2 separate regions of the Homo sapiens genome follow, and region 2 is linked to region 1. The links are chromatin contacts, found by Hi-C or POLR2A ChIA-PET in ENCODE. All regions are on one chromosome and are shown on one strand. Each heading gives the region's core, a stretch centred on a gene start or an enhancer-like site at or near the end of the contact. The rest is flanking DNA. Distances are from core to core; before and after follow the strand shown.

The links. Hi-C counts contacts between places; a loop is a spot of excess contacts on that map. ChIA-PET counts read pairs that join two places held with the same protein, here RNA polymerase II (POLR2A). Pooled maps may share reads with other maps.
Region 2: a pooled map shows a loop between it and region 1 (4-fold over the local background). The contact joins two enhancer-like sites. A Hi-C loop is called at or near these places in 1 of 50 pooled maps. POLR2A ChIA-PET finds 5 or more read pairs at or near these places in 2 of 52 experiments (Panc1 and naive thymus-derived CD4-positive, alpha-beta T cell).

What each region holds. Positions count from the first base shown.
Region 1 is chr17:67,962,101-67,966,051 of GRCh38, forward strand. It overlaps BPTF (bromodomain PHD finger transcription factor), which reads left to right. Exons shown (of 28, transcript NM_182641.4): 25 at 2,112-2,304. Among named protein-coding and RNA genes, the nearest start is that of C17orf58, 32 kb to the right of the region's middle. Within about 2 kb of position 1,336, at least 5 of the 41 ENCODE cell types and tissues checked have a DNase peak (open chromatin) inside an H3K27ac peak, as active enhancers do.
Region 2 is chr17:68,261,293-68,264,922 of GRCh38, forward strand. It overlaps a transcript of ARSG not described here. Among named protein-coding and RNA genes, the nearest start is that of AMZ2, 15 kb to the left of the region's middle. Within about 2 kb of position 2,360, at least 2 of the 41 ENCODE cell types and tissues checked have a DNase peak (open chromatin) inside an H3K27ac peak, as active enhancers do.

The DNA of each region.
Region 1 (3,951 bases), core at 86-2,585:
CCCCTGCTCTGCAGCCTGGGCTATACAGCGAGACAAAAGAAAAAAAGAAAAAAGTTAGTGGTAACAGGATAAACTACATAACCATATATTATTCCTTCACATTCATGAAGCAGGTCAATTTGAAGCTTGAGGACGACTTCCATTCCTCTAGGTGAATCTGCCAAGAAATGCCTTGGTAGAACTAAGAGTGCCAATGGTATCAGCAAGGCCAGTCTGGTTCCCTGTGATTCATGGTAATTCTCACTATGACTTTGACATGGTGTTCCTACACAGTGCCTATCAACACTTATAGACACACTGTGTAAGCGTTTGTTACATTTACTTTTCCTTTTGTCATTAGGTCTTTTGTTACAGAGGCCACTCTGCTCTCCACAATCACACATTTACACAGCTCCCCCTTGCCAAGCAGTGTAGACCCTCACAGGCTTTGGATAACTATCCTTGCATCATTCTCCACACCTTGTCCCCGGTGTTGAACTGAAGCATCTCCTTCCACGTTCCCTGCCCGTTAGTTAGCCAGGCCACTGCCCACATTGTCACAAACATTATATTAACAGGAAAACTGGCCCGTGCCATATTCCATTATGAGAGGTTATTTTTAATTCGATTAAATTCCAATGTTTATTCAGAAAACCTGGTAGAGATTGAATTACTCTATGTACTTTCTTAGTTTTCTTCTTCATATCATATTTTGACCATTTATCTTCTACACCTGGCTGACCTGCATGTTCCTTGTAGTGTAACTTCTACTTGGTGTTTGCGCTTTGCTTTGTTTTCAAATTTAAATTGTGAGATACATTTTCAAACCTATCTAAGAAATAGCCCTGATATTGAAATGGCTTCTGTGGAATAGGTTTGACAGATGTAAGTCTTTGATTCTTTGGCTTTGGTTTTTGTGCCTGTTACAGTTTTACACACATTCATTCAGAGGAAGACATTACCATCAATGTGTTGTTTCTTTTTTCAAATTCCAGTATGTTTTTAAAGACCCATATTTCACTAAGCAGTGTACTTGTTGAAACTGATGTGAGTGACTTTATGTTTCCACATGTGATAGAGCATCAGATACTGGAGTTTGCCAGGAGTAGAATGGTTGGATTCAGAAATGTTTAGCTGACTCATTGCAGGAAGTTACACTGTAAAAAAGTGAATCAAGGCAGGGAAGACAGATTTAAGTACCATGCAGCTCAAAATGACAATTACATTGTCATTTTCATTGTGAATACTTTTAGGTTCTATATTGGCTGTGATCTTTGTACTAACTGGTATCATGGAGAATGTGTTGGCATCACAGAAAAGGAGGCTAAGAAAATGGATGTGTACATCTGTAATGATTGTAAACGGGCACAAGAGGGCAGCAGTGAGGAATTGTACTGTATCTGCAGAACACCTTATGATGAGTCACAGTGAGTTCTGATAAGAGCATCATATTTAATAATTTAGGAAGCCAAATTGCTCTGACTGGTTACTTATTTATTTTAAAATAAAAAGCAGATTTTTTTCTACATTTATTATACACTTACATTACAAATTCCTTTTCATTTTTCTCTTTTTCCCTTTTTACCTACCCTTCAAAATTTATCTTGCTTCATAGTGAATGTTTGAGACACATTGGGGAAAATGTGGTTTAATGGTAGATTTGATTCTTCAATATGTAACATAGAAATTAATGAGATTAAAATAGCCTGACTTGTTTGGACTTTATCAGTGTTTGAAATGGTGCTTTATTGTAGGTTAGAAAAACACTAATTTGGGTACAAGCTCTGAGACTCTGTTATTAGCTTATAGGATTTTGAACACCCATATGGTACAGTACTAGTTGAAAGATTTTTGGCTTTGTTTTCAGCTTTAAAATCAATTGAATGTTTCATATTTATCTTTAAATTGGTTCTCCAGTATTACACAGTGTTCTTATAAATTTTTTTACTGCTTGTTCTTAACATCAAAAATACTAAATTAATGAACTGGAATGTCAATCTTGAAAGTATTAAAACCATAATACTAAAACTATTTTATATCCCAGGGTTTAGCAAATTTTCAGGTGCATGCTTTATTATAAGTAACATCATCCCATGTGTTTTGAACTCACATTTCCATTTCGGATCTTGCAGATTTTATATTGGCTGTGATCGGTGTCAGAATTGGTACCATGGGCGCTGCGTTGGCATCTTGCAAAGTGAGGCAGAGCTCATTGATGAGTATGTCTGTCCACAGTGCCAGTCAACAGAGGATGCCATGACAGTGCTCACGCCACTAACAGAGAAGGATTATGAGGGGTTGAAGAGGGTGCTCCGTTCCTTACAGGTGAGACCCCTCTGTGTGCAGCATTTCAAAATGAAATCAGCCAGCATAATTTTGGAAGCATTTCTAGGATTTCAAGTTTCCAATCTTAGAATGATTATTTACTGACTCCCAGCTAGTCTAGTGAAGTGCCTAACAAACTGCAGTCCTTCACGTACCAGTGCCATGAGCTTTACCATATCCCCACACCACGTCAGCTTATCTCACACTCACAAGAGTGTTAACATGACTCACTTCTTTATACATTTTATTTTTAAGGAGACTTCCTCTCACCCCCATGGATTGAGAAGCAGTATGATTAGATTATAGTTGTTCTTGGCCGGGCATGGTGGCTCATGCCTGTAATCCCAGCACTTTGGGAGGCCAAGGTGGGCGGATCACAAGGTCAGGAGATCAGACCATCCTGGCTAACACGGTGAAACCCCGTCTCTACTAAAAATACAAAAAATTAGCTGGGCGTGGTGGCGGGCGCCTGTAGTCCTAGCTACTCCGGAGGTTGAGGCAGGAGAATGGCATGAACCCGGGAGGCAGAGCTTGCAGTGAGCCGAGATGGCGCCACTGCACTCCAACCTGGGCGAGAGTGTGAGACTCCATCGCAAAAAAAAAAAAAAAAAAAAAAGATTATAGTTATTCTTTTCCTTATGAAAAACAAAAAGGGGACTGGGCGTGGTGGCTAACACCTGTAATCCCAGCACTTGGGGAGGCTGAGGCGGGTGGATCACAAGGTCAGGAGTTCGAGACCAGACTGGCCAAAAGGATGAAACCCCATCTCTCTACTAAAAATACAAAAAATTAGCCAGGTGCGGTGGGGCGCACCAGTAATCCCAACTACTAGGGAGGCTGAGGTAGGAGAATAGCTTGAACCCGGGAGGCGGAGGTTGCAGTGAGCCAAGATCGAGCCACGGCACTCTAGCCCAGGTGACAGTGTGAGACTCTGTCTCAGAAAAAAAAGAAAAACGGGATCGAGATGGTTTGCAGGATTAGCAAGTGATAGAGATATATTGAAGACATAGAAAGCCAGTGTGGTTGCTCACACCTATAATCCCAGCACTGTGGGAGGCCAAGGCAGGAGGATCACTTGAGTCAATGAGTTAGAGACCAACCTGGGCAGCAAAGTGAGACCCCATCTCTACAAAAAAATTTTTTAAAAATCAGCCAGGTACGGTGGTGCACACCTGTAATCCCAGCTACTAAGGAGGCTGAGGCAGGAGAATCTCTTGAACCCGGGAGGCAGAGGTTGCAGTGAGCCAAGATCGAGCCACGGCACTCTAGCCCAGGTGACAGTGTGAGACTCCATCTCAGAACAAAAAGAATAACAGGATAGGGATGGTTTGCAGGATTATCAAGTGATACAGATGTACTGAAGACACAGAAAGCCAGTGTGGTTGCTCACATCTATAATCCCAACACTTTGGGAGGCCAGGGCAGGAGGATCACTTGAGTTGACGAGTTAGAGACCAACCTGGGCAACAAAGTGAGACCCCCACCTCTACAAAACATTAAAAAAAAATGAGCTGCACATGTTGGCACGCACTTGTAATCCCAGCTACTTGGGAGGCTGAGGTGAGAGGATCACTTGAGCACAGGAGGTTACAGTGAGCTATGATCACGCCACTCGACACCAGCCTGAATGACAGAGCGAGACCCTGT
Region 2 (3,630 bases), core at 1,110-3,609, 300 kb after region 1:
TGGGAATACAGCAGTGAACAAAGAACTCCTACCCTAATACACTAGTGGATGAGACAGAGAGTCAAGGAGTAAACAGATGCTTTATTTTATTTTATTTATTTTTTTGAGACAGAGTCTTGTCCTGTCACCCAGGCTAGAGTGCAGTGGTGTGATCTTGGCTCACTATATCTTCTGCCTCCTGGGCTCAAGTGGTCCTCCCGCCTCAGCTTCCCACGTAGCTGGGAGTACAGGCATGTGCCACCATGCCTGGCTAATTTTTGTAGTTTTTGTAGAGAGGGGTTTTACCATGTTGACCAGGCTAGTCTCAAACTCCCAGGCTCAAGCAATCTGCCCACCTTAGCCTCCCAAAGTGGATGCTGTTATAACCTAATAACAGCAAAGTAAATGGATAGAAACAAGTACCATTTTGAATAGGATAGACAGGAATGCCTCCCTAGGGAGGTGGCATTTGGAAGTGATCAAATTGAAGGGTCACACTGCATACACATCTCAGGGAAGGGAGTACCAAGCAAAGGAAACCACAAATGCTAAGGCCTGAAGCTTGCAACAGTAAGAACAATTCCAGAAACAGTAAGAGAGGCTGGGCGTGGTGGCTCACACCTGTAATCCCAGCACTTTGGGAGGCTGAAGCAGGTAGATCACCTAGGTCAGGAGTTCGAGACCAGCCTGGCCAACATGACGAAACCCCATCTCTACTAAAAATACAAAAAAAAAATGAGCTGGGTGTGGTGGCGGGTGCCTGTAATCTCAGCTACTCAGGAGGCTCAGGCAGGAGAATTGCTTGAACCTGGAGGCGGAGGTTGCAGTGAGGCGAGATTGTGCCATTGCACTCCAGCGTGGGTGACAAGAGCAAAACTCCATCTCAAACGAAAACAAACAAAAAAAAAAAAAAGAAAGGGCCGGGCGTAGTGGCTCACGCCTGAATTCCCAGCACTTTGGGAGGCTGAGGTCGGCGGATCACGATGTCAGGAGATCGAGACCATCCTGGCTAACACGGTGAAACTCCGTGTCTACTAAAAATACAAAAAATTAGCCAGGTGTGGTGGCGGGCGCCTGTAGTCCCAGCTACTCGGGAGGCTGAGGCAGGAGAATTGCTTGAGCCTGGGAGGCGGAGGTTGCAGTGAGCCAAGATTGCACCACTGCACTCCAACCTGGGCGACAGAGCGAGACTGCCCCCCCAACCCCCCCAGAAAAAGAGCCAGTGAGGCTAGTGTAGCAGGAGCAGAGGGAAAAGTAATAGTATCCATCAGGCAGTTCATGCAGGGCCCATTGCTAAGGATTTAGTTCAGACTTGTGCTGTAAGAGGATTACTGTGGCTGCTGTATGGAAAATTAAGGTGGGGGTGGCGTGTTCCAAGAGTGGAAGCAGGCAGGCCAGCTAGAAGACTACTGTAATAATCCAGCTAAGATGATATTGGCTTGGATCAAGGGTCCTGGTGCAGTTGGCAGAAGCAGTCAGCTCCTGGATATATTTAGAAAGGAGAGCCGATTGGATGTGTGGAGGAGTGGGTTTGAGGAGGATGATCCAGAGTTCTGCTGAGGACACTTTAAGTAGAAGATGCCTAGTTTTATATCCATGCCCTGCCATGCGGGCAGATATAAATCAGGAGCTCAGGGACAAAGTTGGGACTAAGAATGGGAGGTGCCAGTGCAGAGAGGGTGCTTAAAGTTTTGGTTGAATTCTAGGGTGTATAAGTTGTTAGGGAAGTTAGCGTGCTTGTTCTTGAGTTGCTGGAAAGGCATATAAATGACACAAATACATGGCCACAATCTGTATTTTCTCAATAATATTTGGTGAAATGTTCTGGGCATCAGGTTTCCCGTCTAATTTTCCATGTAGGAAATGGATAGTCATTGAAGTAGTTTTGATTTGGGTGAGTTGTTACATGGAAAGGGAAGTTGTAAGTTCTCTTGCCACTTTTCTTGTTCTGCACCTTTAGAGAGTCATTAACGAGAACTGAACACTAGGGGGACCCAGTTTCCTTACTTATGCAACGGCGGCTGGCCCAGCTGTACGCTACGATCGCCCTCACTTAGGACACATGCAATATAAACACAAATCTGAAAACAAGGGCAGCTTCTCTTTTATCAATGCAATGTATACTTATAGCAGTGATCATTTTTGCGTGTAACATGTCTGAATTCCTTAAATAGGTCATTTTAAGTAATGTGCATAACCATTACTATTTTTCTTTTATGAGACAGGGTCTCACTCTTTGCCAAGGCTGTGTGCAGTGATGCCATCTGGACTCACTGCAACCTCTGCCTTCTGGGCTCAAGTGCTCTTTCTACCTCAGCCTCCTGAGTAGCTGGGACCACAGGCATGAGCCACCACACCTGGCTAATTTTGGTTTCGCCATGTGGCCCAGGCTGGTCTTGAACTCCTGGGCTCAAGCAATTCACTCACCGTGGCTTCCTGAAGTGCTGGGATTACAGGGATGAGCCACAACACCTGGCCACGGTTTAAAGAATTAAAGACAATGGCTTCTAAACTCTAGTTCCCTATTGGTGAGCCCCATATTTGCAAACTTGTGAAACTAAGGATCATGATTTCTTTTTTATTTTTTCTTAATTTTTATTTTTTGAGATGGAATCTTGCTCTGTCGCCCAGGCTAGGGTGCAGTGGCGTGATCTCGACTCACTGCAACCTCCACCTCCCAGGTTCAAGTGCTTCTCCTGCCTCAGCCCCCCGAGTAGCTGGGATTACAGGCACGCACCAACATGTCCGGCTAATTTTTGTATTTTTAGTAGAGACAGGATTTCACCATGTTGGCTAGGCTGGTCTCGAACTCCTGACCTCAAGTGAGCCACCCGCCTCGGCTTCTCAAAGTGCTGGGTGGGATTACAGGTGTGCGCCACCACGCCCAGCTGAAGGATCATGATGATTTCTGATTTACAATAGTTGAATTGGAGTATGGAAATCTAAATGTAATAAATACCACCTGGTGATTTGAATCTGCGCCACAAGAATGCTGACATAGAATCCATTTTCTGTTTTATCACCAGATATTAAGCAAAGGGAAAGGCAAATAAATGCTGAAAAGCTACATTACATATTATTGGAGTATAAAATGTATAACTTTGTTAAAAGGTTTGGACACATTTTGTATTAGTTACGGATACATAGGTCTTAAAAGAGTACATGGTCTCAACTCTTTTTTTTTTGAGTTGGAGTTTCGCTCTTGTTGCCCAGGCTGGGGTACAATGGCGCAATCTTGGCTCACCACAACCTCCATCTCCTGGATTCAAGTGATTCTCCTGTCAGCCTCCCGAGTAGCTGGAATTATAGGCATGCAGCACCATGCCTGTCTAATTTTGTATTTTTAGTAGAGATGGGGTTTTTCCATGTTGGTCAGGCTGGTCTCGAACTCCCAACCTCAGGTGATCCACCCGCCTTGGCCTCCCAAAGAGCTGGGATTACAGGCGTGAGCCACTGCACCTGGCCCAACTCATTTTTATAAGTAGAATAATTTTACTTTTGGGTAGAGAAAGTCTACATAAGGTTTATACTGAAACCTCTTGAAGTCAACAAGCTTAAAGCAGAATCTTTTTAATCAGGGGAAATGAAAACATAATTAGCGGCCTGGTGTGGTGGCTCACGCCTGTAATCCCAACACTTTGGGAGGCCGAG